Linked DNA regions of Homo sapiens: all the other regions are linked to region 1. A link is a loop called in an ENCODE intact Hi-C map of the cell type or tissue named here. Cell type or tissue: B cell. All regions are shown on one strand. Each heading gives the region's core, and the rest is flanking DNA. Links, peaks and the distances in the headings are about the cores only.

What was found. Hi-C counts contacts between places; a loop is a spot of excess contacts. Peaks named below come from ENCODE experiments on the same cell type or tissue, not always from the same donor. Only the 100,000 strongest peaks of a DNase experiment are listed, where the experiment ranks them.
Region 2: a loop joins it to region 1, with 2.0 times the contacts of the local background. A loop is called at or near these places in 3 of 110 quality-filtered maps.
Region 3: it touches region 1 in a loop (2.3-fold over the local background); 4 of 110 quality-filtered maps call a loop at or near these places.

The regions. Positions count from the first base shown.
Region 1 is chr10:3,870,524-3,875,994 of GRCh38, forward strand. LOC124902541 (a long non-coding RNA gene) reads right to left here and starts at 4,805. Exons shown (of 2, transcript XR_007062365.1): 1 at 4,537-4,805; 2 at 3,605-3,920. RefSeq lists an enhancer at 4,687-5,016. In B cell, for the core only: no CTCF peak of the experiment used is centred there; DNase peaks (open chromatin) are centred at 1,918, 2,638, 3,388 and 4,708; H3K4me3 peaks cover 1,846 bases; H3K27ac peaks cover 4,234 bases.
Region 2 is chr10:4,032,846-4,038,316 of GRCh38, forward strand. The region is part of intron 2 of LOC107984195 (a long non-coding RNA gene); the gene reads left to right. Among named protein-coding and RNA genes, the nearest start is that of MIR6078, 44 kb to the left of the region's middle. In B cell, for the core only: no CTCF peak of the experiment used is centred there; a DNase peak (open chromatin) is centred at 2,526; H3K4me3 peaks cover 1,036 bases; H3K27ac peaks cover 726 bases.
Region 3 is chr10:4,128,812-4,134,282 of GRCh38, forward strand. No RefSeq gene overlaps it. Among named protein-coding and RNA genes, the nearest start is that of LINC00702, 110 kb to the right of the region's middle. In B cell, for the core only: no CTCF peak of the experiment used is centred there; DNase peaks (open chromatin) are centred at 2,070, 2,930 and 3,330; H3K4me3 peaks cover 1,488 bases; H3K27ac peaks cover 818 bases.

The DNA.
Region 1 (5,471 bases), core at 382-5,381:
CACCCTAGTCAAACAGATTCAAAGAACTACAGACTTGGAGGAGACCCCAGAGATAATATAATTCATCAACATCATGCTACAACTTTCTGAATATCATGCAAATAGTTACCTGTAGAGCTGGGACTTAAAACCCAGGGCTCATACTCTACTCTGTCCAAGAGCATTAGAACTGTGGCTCACGGAACCCTGGGTTCAACAGAGGTTCCTTGGGAGCCTCCAGGAGGATGGGCATGGGCAGGGCCCCAAATTGGTATTCACTAGAGGGGCTTCATTTCAGTGTGAATTTTATATTGGAATACTGTGTAAGGTCCCATTTGAAAAGGGCTTATTTTGCCAAAGCAAGCTTGCAAATGACTCTCGTTTGCGATGGATATTTTTGTTGCTAGTGTTGGAAGTTAATACGTTCAAATTACATTTGAGAACCGAAGTTCAAAAAATAACCTTCCTTTAGAATTTTTTTGAATTTTAATAATTTGATCCAATTTGAGTTTATAAACTCAAGGAAAATATTAACTCATCAATTTAGTAGTGTGTAAATTATTCTATTCCATATTTATTTTATTCTTAAAAATCATGACCATAAATTTAATAGGATAATTCAAACTTTTTTTTAGTAAAAAGCAGTATATATTCATGAAGGAATATTTGAAAATACAGAATAACAGAAAAAAATGTAAAATATACCTACTACCTAAACATACCTTTATCAGTATTTTTATGTATCACCTTTCAGCATTTTTTTTCTAGGCAGATGTCTCTTTCTCTACGTAGTTGTCAATAAACTGTGTACTTATGCACAATTTCATGTGACCATTTGTGCTTATCATATACTCAAGGCCTTCTCTATGTCATGGAACGACCTTGGAAATATAATATTGAATGACTATGTAAGCTTCCACAAAGTGGTTATACCAGTTTTTAACTAACAACCTCTTTTCTGTTTTTGATTTTATTTTACTGCTAAAAATTCAAGCTGGAATAGTACTGCTGGGAACCAAGTTGTTTCCCCAACGCCTGCCAAAGTCCTCTATTGAATCCCTAACCCCTGGTGCTGTTGTATTTGGGGTAAGAAAGTAATTAAGGTAGAATGAGGTCATAATGGCAGGGCCCTGATGCAATAGGATTAGTGTTCTTATAAGAAGAGACTCCAGAGAGTGAACTTCCCTCCGCTCCTCTCTCTCTCTCTGTCTCCCACCAAACCCACCTGTCATACAGCAGCAAGAAGGCTGCGTCTACCAGCCAGGAAGAGAACCCTTGCCAGAAAGTGAACGGTTGGCACCTTGAGCTTGGACTAGCCACCTCCAGACTGTACCATGGACTTTGCTATTGTTAGTGCAGAGCTACCAGCTCTGCATGTGACTATCTGAATGATGTACAGTCTGTAGTATTTGCCATGGTAGTCCGAGCCACCTAAGACAATCTCACTGTGCATAAAGATCTTCTCCTTCGTCCCCCATTCCTCTCTCTCCTCTGATCACACGTGTGCTTCCTTGTCCCCACAGGCTTCACTTAAAAACCCAAGTTCCATGAGAAAATAATTTGGGAATTCAATACGGAGATGGCAAAGCATAAAGTCCAGCATGGGGACCCCTGAGCGTGGGCTCCTGCGACCTCAGAGGCCACTCCCCTGGGAAGCCACCCCGGTTCTGGACGGCTTCTGGGTTCCTTTCTGAGCCGAGCACCGTAGCCTTGCTCAGCCTTGGCGCCTGCCAACAAGTGCTCTGAGCAACTGATAGATGTTCAATAAATGTCCCCTGCGGTTAAATGTGCCTTGATATGTCATTGAGAGACCCTTAGCTCTACGTTGAAGGGAGTCCAAAAGTCCTCTGGTTAGGAATGCTTTCTTAGTGGTTCTTTTATCATTGACTATTTATTGAAAAGTAACCAGAGAATTGCAGAAATAGAAAGCTGAAAGGGATTTCCTCCCCAGAAGTTTTCAAGGTTGTTCTTGACTGTTGTAAACAAGGAAGCCAATACTTTAAAGAAGGCATTTGAAGAAGTTTAGGTGAGGTGAGCAGAGCTGTTCTCATGAGGGAAAGAGGCAGCCTCTCTGGAGCCACTCCCCAGAGGTCCCCCACGCCTGAAAAGGAATTTGAAGACTAAGGATCTAGTCTAAACTCCTCATTCGAAATGCTTATTTATTACCCTCTTAGGGGATCTTAAAAAATGACAGAATTCCAAATTTAAACAGAAAAAAGCACTATTCTAGAGTTTTTAAAACGCCAGGATACATAGTCCTATACTAACATGAAATATTTACTTACCAAAATCTTTTAAGAATCTGGGAACCAACAGTTTAGGAGAAGCATGGCTCTCGGCTCGGCTACAAAAGGACTGCTCTGTCCATCTCTGTGTGACTTGATTGATGGCCGGAGACATGAGAGAGGAGGAGGAGGGGGTGGCTCTGGAGAGCGCAGGTGAGGTCGGCCTTGCGCCTCTCTCCTGTGCTGCGGGCCCCAATCTGCATCCCTCCCTTCCTCTGAGTTGCTTTACTTGGTGTACAACCGTCACCTTTTCTTGCCTTTTCAAATGAGATGAGATCAGTTTCCACATAACTGAGCCAGCTCATGTAATTATTGCCAGGCACTTGACATTATATTGCATTCTGTTGTCTTTTTGTGTGTTCGTTTGTTTTATCATATTCGATTCCTTTAATAGCTTCATCCCTTCATCCCACACATGGCTCTCTCCTAGGTGCACAGCGGTCTCCTCAATATCAGGAGATGCAAAGGGAAGACATAGTTGTTTCCTTCCAGCAGGACACAATGAAGCCAGAAGATTGAAATTACAACTCAATAAATGTTTGTGTGTCTTTTAATAATGATTTCAAAGGGTTGCAATGTTGAAAACAACAAAACAAACAAACAAACAAAAACAACTAACCTCCTTTTAATAGCCCATTTAAAATTGTTTGGTAAATATTATGGATGGATCTTTTAAAAAAATTACTTTATAACTTCAAAACATAAGTGAGTTAAACATATGCTTTCTGAAATTTTTTTCATGTTAACATTTTTAGAAAAGGTAAGTTGGCCTTTAAAATGCTATCATAGTGAAGTTGCGTCATTTGAAACAATGTTCAATAAATGTTTTTGTTAATTATAAATAGGTTATGATTTGGACAGTTAAGAAGAAGACAGAAACTAACAGAAGATAGTAGAAGACACAATGGAGATTTTGAAAACTTAGCTTAAAAGTTTTATCATGAGATTAATAAAATATGTCACAATGCTTTTTTTCTTACAAGAAAATATACAATTTTTCTCCCCGCAGGTCCTCATTCTTTATTCTTTTTCTTAGAATTCATATGCTAAGTTTACTAGGTTCCTCTTTTCAGTATCTTTATTTACAACACTGTCACTGTTTCCATAGATACACTGAAGGTCGGTTTCCATAGCAACACTCTTGGTCTCCTAAACAAATAGTATCATAGTGTGAATCTTGTTTCAGTGTTATTGCACCATGTTATTAGATACAGAATTCAAAAAAATAACTTAAGCAGGGTTTGAAACAAGGTGGGTTGGTTTTATTGCTTGGTGCTTTAGATATTACATTTCAATTTCATATTAAATATATATCCATCTGAAAAATAGCGAGGCTTTTGCATAGTAAACATGATACCAATTTTATTCACAAGTTATAAAACACTGTAATTTAATAAGAGGATATTCCAATACATGAGACAGACGCAGGCAGAGGCTCACTGTCTTCAGATTCAAATGACTACTTTTCCGTTGGCTGGATGATTTAGCCTCCCCAAACCTCCACAGTCGTTTATAACCTACCCACGGTGATCATTACCTTTGCCATTTTTGCATTTTAAGTCATTTCTACCAGTCTTGTCTTTTATTTCATAGCCCCAAAGGAACAGCTCTGAAATAGATTTCAAGGAATCTTTACTACTTCCTATTTTGCTCCAACTGAAACAAAAGAGAAAAGTAACTTTATTAGATTTTTGTTTTTTGCCTTTAAATTTGTTTATCATTATCTTTATTTTTATTTTATTTTATTTTTTGAGACAGAGTTTCCTTCTTGTTGCCCAGGCTGGAGTGCAGTGGCATGATCTTGGCTCACTGTAACCTCTGCTTCCTGGGTTCAAGTGATGCTCCTGCCTCAGTCTCAGAGTAGCTGGGATTACAGGCATGCACCACCACGCTGGCTAATTTTTTTTTTTTGCTTTTGAGACAGAGTTTCACTCTTGTTGCCCAGGCTAGAGTGCAATGGCACGATGTTGGCTCACTGCAACCTCCACCTTCCTGGTTCAAGTGATTCTCCTGACTCACCCTCCAGAATATCTGGGATAACAGGCATGCACTGCCATGCCCGGCTAATTTCTGTATTTTTAGTAGAGACAGGGTTTCTCTATGTTGGTGAGGCTGGTCTTGAACTCCTGACCTCAAGTAATCCTCCTGCCTTGGCATCCCAAAGTGCTGGGATTGCAAGCATGAGACACCGCACCTGGCCCATCATTAACTTTAATTTCTTCTCTGAGAAGCAAATCTTGTGGACTCCTTTAGAAACGGAACTGAGCCTTACCTCCAGCTCACAACCCACGTCCGGTAAAATAGTTTTGTGTAATTGATTAAATTTGACTCCTAGGGGTGAGTTTTCAGCTCACATAGGGAAAGGAGGGAAGCAGTGCCCATCACAGCGGAAATGTGGACACTGCTTTTATTTGAGGGAAGGAAGGGGAGCTGTCTGCACAATCCCATGACATTGTGGTTTTCTGCCAGATGCTTGGAGACAATGTACTCCAGTGCGCACACCTGCTTCTTTACACTCTGACCCATTTAACAAGCTATGTCAGAAGCCTGCTTTTTCACTTTCCTTTTGAGTATGTCCTCCTTTAAGGACATATTTATTAATAAATGGGGTTTCCCTCCTAAATTTGGCACTAAAAGGGATTGGTATGCAAATACAACATAGTACTTGGCAAATGTAAAAAAAAAAATTGTACTGCTTTGGGGGAAGGGTCAACAATGAACTAAAGGTGGTGACAAATGTAAACTCAGGATGCCTTAGAGTGTGGGTGTTAGGCAGTCAGACAGGTAAGTGTGAACCCCAGCTCAGACATTTAGTAGCTGTGTGAATTGGGGCCCTGACTAGACTCCCCTGAGCCTTGGTTTCCTCATCTGTAACATAAGGAAAATACCACCTACTGTGCCGAGTTGTTGAAAAATCTGAGATGTTAGAAGTCACCTGCATTTTGAAACTTGAAGTGATGCATTTTTTCATCATTTCTGATTTGTCCCATGCCTACAGGAAGAGAGTGTGCCACCTTTGATCACAGAGTACTTTCATTTTGCTGTATCTGTGGTTACATTTTATTGATGTGCATGGCCATTGTTACATTTTACTGATTTTCCTTCCTTATCAATTGGATCTCGAGGTTCAGAAAGTGCCAGATTCCTCTGTATCTGCACGAAGATGCATCTATGGAAGTGCATCTCCCCTGTCATGGAGATCCTCCA
Region 2 (5,471 bases), core at 268-5,267, 160 kb after region 1:
GCTGTTACTGCTCTGTTGTATGAAGTGCTTACCTTTCCTCCAATTACTATAGCCAGACAGGGGGACAGCAGAGGGTGAGGTGGAGGGTTGACTAGTCCAGTCCGGGATACCAGGACACCCTTGTGAGAAGGGGAGCCACTCCCTCTATTTCTCTCTGCAGCATATCAGAATGTCACTCATCTCCCACCACGCTTACCCAGGATTCACCATGCTGCTTTCTTGCCTGGCCTTGCTTGAGCGCTCTCTGGCCTCAGTATGCTCAGTGCACAGCATTAACTCCCATCTTCCAAGTCTTGACCATGCAATCAGAAGAGACATGGAGAACCTACCATGAGCCAGACACTTTTTCTACCCGTTTCCGTGCAATACTTCATTTTGGTTTTACAACATTCCTTCTGGGTAGGATGCACAGTTTATTTACATTTTATAGATAAAATTATTGAGGTGTCAAAAGGCTGAGTGGTTTTCCCAAAGCTACAACCTTGTACATTTTGGAGACAGGCCTGAAACTGTTGGAGGGGTTCAGAGCCCACCTCCTTCTCTTCAGCATCACTATGCACCACGGCTGGGCCAGCCCTGGTCTTGAGTCTCGTAGAAGGTCTCTATTTGCATTAAATGTTAACAAGAAGCCGTCATAGAAGATCCTCCTTCTGTTGGTTTCTTTTCTGCTTGGACTCTGGCATAGTAAAAAAATTCACACACAACTCATTTTGAAAAACCAAATGAAACAAAACAAAGGTCCTCTTAGTCATAGCATCAAAACTGAAAGTTAGTGAAGGGCTTAGAAATTCACCCTGACTTTACACAGGAGGTAATAGCCACTGGGAATACCGAGTAACTCCCCTTCCACCCACACCAGATGGTTTCTGGTGGAGCCAGGACAGCGCTCCTGCCCCAGGACCTCAGGACGAGGACGAAGTCCTGGGCTCTGTTGGAACACAGCATAGGATAATTCTCACAGCTGGGTGGGCCTGGGAGGCAGGAGGCAGATGTGTGCTGAGGGCCACCTGCCAGATTTAGAGATGGAGCACGGATGGATTGAGAAGAGGTTCTGAGACAGAAGTATTGCTCTAAGGATCTGGCGTAGACAAATAGACCCTCCTTGGAAAGATGAGTGGCCCTGGGGTTGTCCCCAAATCTCTGGACCAGCCCAAGCCTATGACTCCCTGCACAAGGGCACCTGCTCTCACTGCGCAAGGATCTCTGGACTTTCTCCTCCAAAGACCTGCTCCTGGAACACAGAGCCCCTCTTCTCCTTCGTATTGGGACCCGCCTGGCCTCACACTAGGAATGTCCCCTGGACAGCAGTTTGAAGGCCCTATGCTCGCTCACTGCACTAAGGATTCTTGAGCGATGGGCGACTTGGTCGACACACAACCCGGGCCCACTGTGCGGAATTGCGTCGAATAAGCTTCTCCCTGGGGCAGAGTCCCTGCCTGTCCTTGCCGCCCCCGTCCTGTTCTCGTCCCTCTATCCTCCAACCCTCCCCAAGGCCCTTTCTCCCCCTACTTCAAGGATGGGGCCCTTTTCCGAGCACTTTGCTCATTGCAAAACATAACCAAATTAAACAAAACAAAGCCCATTTTGGTTTGGGCCTCTAATGTTCTCCTAAATGCTCTCTGATTTTCCATTTGAACCCTAATTTTTCTCAGCCTATTTCTGCAATAAATTATCACTGTGTTTTGAGAAAGTGATAGATTTTGAACCCTTTGGCCCATATTCTTTAATGAATCCTCTTTTAGATTGTAGAGTTTCATCTGAGCTTCCCAATCTTAACTCCTCACTCCCCGCCTCACCCCATAGGGAAGTTAGAAGGATCCGAAGAAGTGGGTTCCTATCAGAGTCTGGCGTCTCCACTGTGGACATGCCACTTAACATCACCTGACCTCTGGATGAATCAAGTCAGTCAGCTTAGCAGGCTCTAAAGCCCCTTTAATTCAAAAACTTGGAGCCTGTATTTTCTTTTCCTTAGATGCCCATGATTTTTTTTAAAAATAGGGATTCTAGTTTTCCATCCAAGACCCTTGCACACTTCAGTACACTTAGTGTGGGGTTCACTTTCCAGACCCGGTCTCCAGGTGCTGTCTGCTTCTCCAGTCATGTTAGCCTGAAACGGCGACTGATTCATGTGCACACTTCGGCTCCCCAGGCCAGAATGCTGTCACTCTGGGGAGGAATTATGGTTTCACTTTTTGCTTCATTCCTGCTGTAGAGAACAGGCACCCATCAAAGTCCAGAGTAAACAGACACTGTTTCACGTGCAGCAGATGGAAGTCTTTATCCATGATTACTTTTGTCCTATGTCTTTCATGTCCCCCTGTTTTTTTGACGCCTCCCACTTTTCCCTTTTAAATACTCTGGGTGATGGTTAAAAGCAAGATGACTGCTGGTTTATTCGTCACACCGGAAGCAAGAAAAAGTTACATGCAGGCAAAGGAGCTGGATGCAGGATCTCATCTGAAGGACAAGATCACTTAGCCATGCACGGGCAAGAAAGAACTGAATGTTTCTGAATAGAGGAAACGTTAGTCCCGGATTTCAACCGAGAGAAGGAATGCTGAGAGTTCTTGACAGCGAGGGCTTCGGCAGGGGTGACACGCCTTTGATTTAGAATGGTTAGCACATACCCACATGCACACATGACCTGCCTTAGTTTCAGGATATGGAAACTTCTGAACAGAATTGTGGGTACAGCTGCATTTACACATATTTACTGGGCACTTATCACATATAGCAAAATATCCTGAAGAGTAAATTACAATCCTCTCCCATCTTGAAGGCACTTATGAAATTCTGTCTGTATTTACTCTTTCTTTAGGGTTAGTGAGCAGCAATGTGTTGCTGATAATTCTAATGTTGCTCCTGGAAATGTGTTATTTTAAGAGATTCACATCCTCCATGTGGGGTTGGAAACATCTGTTCAGAACAGAACGTATCAGTTAAGATTATATTTTGCTCCTCCCAGTTTGAGTCCAGATGGTTACATCTACGCGCTATGTACTACAAGTTTCAATTATCTACTGTAATTTTATTTCTTTTATTTTGTATGTCTAATGAAGCTAATATTTAAAATAACTCCTAATATATTTCTAATGTGCTAAAAGCTAAAGGTCCTTAAGTGTGTGTGTATGTGTGTGTGTGTCTGTTAAAATGTTGTAAGATTACTAGATGCTAAGAATGCCATTTTTAGGCCAGGCGCGGTGGCTCACTCCTATAATCCCAGCACTTTGGGAGGCCTAGGCAAGCGGATCACTTGAGATCAGGAGTTCAAGACTAGTCCGGCCAACATGGTGACACCTGATCTCTACTAAAAATACAAAAATTAGTGGGGTGTGGTGGTGCACGCCTGTGATCCCAGCTACTCTGGAGGCTGAGGTAGGAGAATCGCTTGAACCTGGGAGGAGGAAGTTGCAGTGAGTTGAGATTTTGCCACTGCACTCCAGCCTGGATGATAGAGACACTGTCTCTAAAATAATTAAATAAATGAATGAATGAATAAATAAATACATATTTGTAAAATGCTGTAAGATTACTGTTAAAACGTGTATAAAGCATATTATTAAAGGAAAGGTAAACATTCCCTCCGAGTGGATTTTCTAAATCCAAACAAAGTGAACTTCATCAGAAATAATAGCTTCAAGAAAGAAAATCATTTAAAATGGTGATGAATTGTTATTTAATTCAACAAAATAATACATAGTCCATCATAGAAACATATAATAAAGCGAATTTCTCATTGATCACTATTTTGAGAAAAGTGACAAAGCTATTCAAATGAATAAAAAGTATGTGAATTTTCAGGTAATTTTGTGGGAGAAAGGATGTTTCAGGATGCTTTAGAACATTGATCTCCAAATGTTTGTCACTGTTGTATCCTGTTGTTTTGCAAAATGCAAACTCTCAGTCATTTTTAACGGACATACAAAATTTTTCTTCATATGCTGAAATAGTTGCAAATGATGCAAATTTCAGGATACTATGGACAGATAAAAATGAAACTATGAACTTGTTCTACGAAATGTAGTCAGTGAAATGTCAATAACGAAGTGATTTGATACTGACCACCACCTATTAAAAGAAAAACACAAACAAGCTCTTCAATTACAGGAAATTGGACATTGTTCCTTTTTCTCTTTGAACTTGTATTCCAATTTTATTTCTCCATAGGTTTTATCTTAATGTAATCTTTACTCAAAACATTCTTATTGATTGTTTCGTAATTCCTTCTGTGAAGGAAATACATAAATTGAAAGCAAAATATTTTAATTTTGCCCATGCAGCTCTAAGTGTTACATTTTTCTATATTGGATTGTCATTATAATTACTATTTGTACAAGGCTGATCCCAATAACACACATATACAATTTTATATTTAGCAAATAAAAATATGCAGTTTGATTTGAAATTCCTATCCTAATAAGATAGATGAAATTTTTTTATTAGTTTATACAATTAATACATAGTTAACAGAATGCAGTAAGTGTATCATCCAACCTATTATTGACAACTTTTTAAAATGTAGGCTTTGAGAAAGTTTGAAGTATTACAGAATTTCGCTGACGTATTCGAAATGTTTTCTGAATTAGATAAAAATATCAATCATCCATTATTTAAAAAATGTAGTCTACCAGCTGACAAGTTGATTAGGTTCTCTTTGAAACCAGATAATCAGAATTACAGACAGGCTGTGTTATCCATTTATCGGAGTCTCTAGAATGTCTGTATTGTGGGTTGATCATGTATGGTTTGCTCATTGTCTTCATGGAGCTTTATCTCGAGTTCCTCTGTGATATTATAAAGCTTGCAGAGACGGCCACATCTTTCTTCTTTTTCCATCCTCTCTTTCTCCTCATCACCCTCTTCTTTTTCTTTTTATGTTTTAGCTCCACTTGATATTTTTCTAAAATGCTTCCGCTGTTAAGCATTTAATAAAGTGTCACGTATCTCAAGCATATGATAGGTTAAGCAGCTCATAAAAGAGAATTACACTTGAAAAAAAATCTTTATAGAAAAACATGCATTAGTGTTCTTGTTGATAAGTTCCAGCAGTGATGCTACAATATATCATATTCACTCTAAAAATATTATATTCAGTCTATTATTTAATGTGAAAATCAATTTGTTGGCTTGGACCAAAGCAGAGATTCTTGTTATATTCACAACATGGAACTATTTTAATGACTGTTAAAAGCCCTCCCATGGGAAGCAACCATGTAGCTAAATTCTATGGCATCATCCACAAAAACCATTCTATCTAGATATAACTCTTCTATCAACCAGAGACTTCAATCCGACTTCACATGAAAGTGGCCCAGCTAGTCTTCAAATGCCTCGTGTTAGTATTGTGGTGTGTCCCACATCCGCACTACTGTGGTTCTGGCCAGGGGCAGACAGCCCATCCTCCCAAGGTGAGGATGATTGGAAAGATTCGGTTTGGCTCTGAGGGGATTGAAAAAGGCTTCTCATCTCTC
Region 3 (5,471 bases), core at 325-5,324, 260 kb after region 1:
GTCAGGCATCCTTAGCTTCTAGATGTTTATTAAGCAGACCCAGACTCGGGAGTGTCTAGATATCCCGATATCTGGAGAACAAAGGCATTCCTAATTTTGCTTTAAAGATAATAATATCGATTCTTGCAAAATATAGTAATTGAGAAAATTAATCCTTTATCACAAACCCTTGTAGCAGAGCTTATCTCTTCATGATCTTTTTTATCCTACATATACAAGTATTGTACCTAGGGTGGACACATTCCTCCTCTTACTTTCGGGTCTGTCCTACTCTGTCTGTGGAGTAGCCGTATTTTCACCACTTTACTTTCTTAATAAACTTGCTTTTACTTTGCACTGCAGACTCACCCTGAATTCTTCCTTACGCGAAATCCAAGAACCCTCTCTTGGGGTCTGGATCAGAATCGCTTTCCTGTAACAACTGGGGCCAGAAAGAAGAAACAATAGAAAAACTGATGAGTTCACATGATGTGACTTCAGATTAAGGATTTAAACACAGGGAACTTCATTATCCTGCCCATTGAAGACTAAACCTGTCCTGTTCAGGAAGTTAGGCTATCTCTCTCCTGGTTCCTCAGAGGGCAGAGAACTGCTCAGTTTGGGTTTGGGTTTGGTAAGCCTGGGTGACCCCACTATGATTTGTCTGGTCTGTTGCGATCGCAGGAGTTTAGTCCAAAATAATGGCCTCAAATTTTGTTGAACAATCTATACGGAAAGCAATATCCACCTCTGAACATTTCACAAAACACATCAGTGTAAAGTGTTGAGAAATCTTTTTAACTTAAAAAAAAAACAAACAAAATCTCAAGATTTCACAATGTTTTTTGATTCTGACATCTCTCCCTCTCCCACCTCCATCCCCTTCACTCAAGGTGCACCTATCAATAGCTTGAAAAACACAAGTGTGGGATAGGCTGTTTTGGATCATAAAGTTCTGCTCAAAGGGTGAATCCATTAGCCACAAGTCACTGGAGCTACTGTCTGCAATGACAAATTTGTTTCCACTAATTGAGAAGCCAGTAAAGGCATCAACTACAGATGTAAAATTTTCTTCATGTACAAGAAGGGGGAAAAAACAGTAACTCCACTGTGGCACTACCACTTTGCACTTGCTATTTATGGGATGGTTTTCTTCACAAGGAAAAAAAAAAGTACAAGTGGGAGCATTGGCAACTGTTAATTACAATGAGATAATGATCATTCGATAAGGAAAGAAATGGATTATGAGTCAAAAAATAAATATTGTGGAATCTGCGTGTAACACAATGTTTATTTTGGCACTTTGACTCTCCCACTAAATGATCTACGGGCAAAATTCAGTTGCAGACCTGCGATCGGGGGCTCCATGCCCCTATGACTTGTGCTGTCTAGATGGTGAGAGACGCTGAGAAGCGACCGCAGGAATCCCATCCTAGAGTGGTGGCCTCCTCTAGAGTGGTGAGACCTGTGACTGACTTATTCTAACCAATGCAGCGGCAGGGATGGCAGGTCCTTGTCTTGATAGAACAGCTGCTTCTGTGGCAGGGATGTGGTACAGCTGCCACAATATCATCATGTCTGTGATATGAGAGATCGAAATAGACACCCCTATATCGACAAACATGGACCCTAAGCTAAAGGGAACGGAGTTACCTATGTCTCAAAGGTTCAGAGCCTGGCTGGTGTGGCAAATTTCCAAATTTACACAGGTACAAAACAAACCACACTCGCTAAGCTCCCTCACAATGGTTGCTATCAGACCCCTCAAAGCTCTGATTTGCAACCCAGACCACTACCATTCTGATAGCTTTACAAACATTCTTTTCTGATAAACAATGGCAGACTTGAAGGCAGCTTCAGCAGCTTATAGAGGCTGTGCACAAACTGTTTTTGTTTCCTGCAGTTCATCTGTTGACATAAAGGGCTAATCCCACCTCATTTTAATGCTGAAACCCTGCCCCAAAGTGAACACGGGATGTATGTTACATACACATTCACCCATTGCACATGCGTTCCACTCTCCTCTTAAATATGTATAGCTTTTCCCCCAAACTTGCAGACCATGTGTGAGTCTATTGTGTAATAAGACCCCATGAGGCATAAAACCAACCCCTTCCTTCCTTCCTCAAAGAGAGAGCACCTTTGCCTCATTCTACGTAGTTCCTGCTGGAGTCTCCTGTGGTTGTGGTTGGGTCGTCTAAATTACTACAAAGAGCAAAAAAGCTCTGACATAAAAATGGTCTCTTATTTTCTTAATCTTTGTGTTTCTCAGGTGCACTGTTGTGAAGAGACCTCAGCATACGTGTCCAGAGCAGTTAGTAAACATTTAGTGAAAATCCATAAAGAATTTGTAAATGCTCTCTCTATAAATCCCTACCTGGACTCTTTCATTTTTTCCCCCAGTTTCCAGTAAGAGTACAAAGTTATGATTTTTACACGAAGATTTGTTTTCATCCCCTATTACTGTACCTTATGACATCCTGGCAAATAATAACAATAAGAAATGGGAACGATAACAGTAATTCTACTTTTGAAACACCTTTTGTCTGTAAACATATATACACTTTCTGTAAGTGTCAAGGGATATATTTAATCATGATACTAATCCCCGAGAACTTTGTGTTTTGTCTCAAAATTCAAATAGACACAGGGCCCTTTGTTTGGACTTAGTTGGTTGCACAACGCTTCCAAAGTTAGCGTGTACTGTGAAGTCAACTGGGATTTTCAAGACATTTTTATGTACACTAAATATGTCTTAACATGATCTTAATGAAAGATGTAATAATTGACTGGCAGATGGAAGAGGCAGCAAGAAAATTGTAGTTTAGTAAAATAAAGTTTCACATTACTATATCAATATTAGGTTTTACACTAAAAGGAAAGCTAAATTTAGGAGCTTTATTACATACTAGCATTGACATGAGTCATTTCCTCTCCATTAAAGCAACCAAAACCCCAACTTCCTATCTTAGGCTATAATCTGCACCAGCCAGCAGATTTCAGATCTCAATTCTGCATGTTTGAGTTCCTCAAAAAAAAAAAAAAAAAAAAAAAAAAATCTCAGTTTAAGTTTGTACTTTCAGTGGAATTTTAAATAATTCCAAGAATGAGAATAGCTAACATCAAGCATCAGATATTAGTCAGAACAGTTTCACTTTGAGCAATAAAATTAGATCTCAGTTGAAATTTGCAGATACTGGGAAAGGAAAAGTGAAGTACTTACATCTTCACAAAATAAAATGACTTGTATCAAATTGAGCACACCCACTAACACAGACACTCACAGACACACACAGCGAGACAACACAGAGATACAGATGACACACACACACTCACAGACATATACAGCGAGACAACACAGAGATAGAGGACACACAGACACACTCGCAGACACACATGGAGATAGAGACAGAGGCACAGACACAGACATACACCAACACAGACACAAGCAGAAACACAGACACAGACACACACACACACACAAGGAGATGCACAGAGACACAGACACACACACACACACCAACACAGACACAAGCAGATGCAGAGACACAGACACACACACATAGACACACACCAACACAGACACACAGAGACACAGGCACATATACACACACCAACATAGACACAAGCAGATACAGAGACACACACACACACGCACAGACACCAACACAGATACAAGGAGATACACAGAGACACAGGCACACACACACACAGACACACCAACACAGGCACAAGCAGATACACAGAGACACAGGCATACACAGAGACACACCAACACAGACACATGCAGATTGTGTGAGACAGACACACGTGCACACAAACTTCACCAACACGCACACACCCAATAATGATAAATGCTTCTCCACTTCTGTGTTTTGGTGACACTAATAATCTTGTACTTTCTTTGACACAGTAGCCCATTTTCTGTTCAAAAGCAACAGAAAAATATGTCATCTAGTTTACTGTTTTTAGAATTGTAGGATATTTTTGTTTCAGCCTCAATAAAATTACTTCTAAGTCCTTCTAAGTTTTGAGTGTCTTCTAATTTCTTCATTCCTCTAATGAAAGGTCCGGTCATGTGTAGATATCACCCCTGTGGGGACCCCCTCACATTGCACCTGACCTTGGCTGTGCTGCTGTCTGCCTGTGGATGGAGTGGATTGACAACGGTGGCATTCACATGATGAGAAAAATGCTCCTGGGGCCGCGCTCCTGGCGAATGGCTTTGGAAATCAACAAAACACAGTCCCACTTTTGTCTGTGACCAGTCTTCATGGCATATCAGTTAGAGTGGTGTGCTAAATTTTGAGACCAGGTGGACAGAAGTGAGTTAAATGTTTTCAAGTGATCAATAAAGACAAATACCTTTATTGGGTACTCATCTCAAGCTCTAGGAATGGAAAAATACAAAGATGCGTAGTCCGTATTACTCCTTCAAGGAGTTTAATAATTAATTGAACATAAAATTCCTATATATGTGTATAAATACATATATTTTAATACCTACACAATGAAAACATCATTGTGTAGCAAGTAGTCCTGTAGGAAGGTTAAAACCTTGTTTTCATCCTTATCTTATTTTTCTCACCTCTCGTAATCCAAACTATTGAAGGACATTGTTGAAGCGAGTAACAAGGACTAAAGGACCAGAAGGTCACAAAAAAGAATGCATCACTGAAGAAATAAAAAACTAAATAAATGACTCAACTTTTTCTCACAAAGCTAGTCAATAAATTCAATGTTTTAAATGTGACCTGTGGACACCATTTAGACAGGTTTAGAAATATTGTATGTTGTTGAATCTGAGTCTGAATGGATTCAATGACCTTGTGAAGGAAACAATGACCCCTATTTTGTCTAGTGAAACATGTAGCATTTACAAGCAGAACCTACTCCAATTAAAATAGAACTAAAATTAAATTACTTAAGCATCCAGCATACTAAAAAAACTAAAATCATCATTTTACTCACAAGGTAGAATCAACCTAAGTTATTTATCTCTGTATCCAATCCTTAAATACTTCGTTAAACTTGCAAAATTTTAAAGTTGAATAAAATTCATCAACGTTTATCTGAGTGTGTTTCTGCTGTGTGCACATATAATTTAATATAATAAAATACTTATTGGATTTTGACATTAATTTTCATCTTAAATGAAAGCTGCTGCTATTTCTTAAATTAGGTAGACAACAGAGCAGTCTCTATTATAGTACAGTTAAAATCCTCCTCTGTGAGCCTATCTTCTGTCCTGGAATACACATTCATTCACTAAAGGTTAATGAGCACCTACTAGTCCACCAACTTGTGTTAAATCAATTTAAAAAAATTCCAGCCCTCATGGAGGATACTTTTTACATAATTAATTATAAATATAACATGTAAGTAAATTATATGGTATTCCAGAAAATGATAAGTGCTAAGAAAAAAATAGGGTAAGAGGTATCTTAAATGTTGGGTTTTGAGGGGTTGGGTTGGAATTTTGAGAAGAAAAA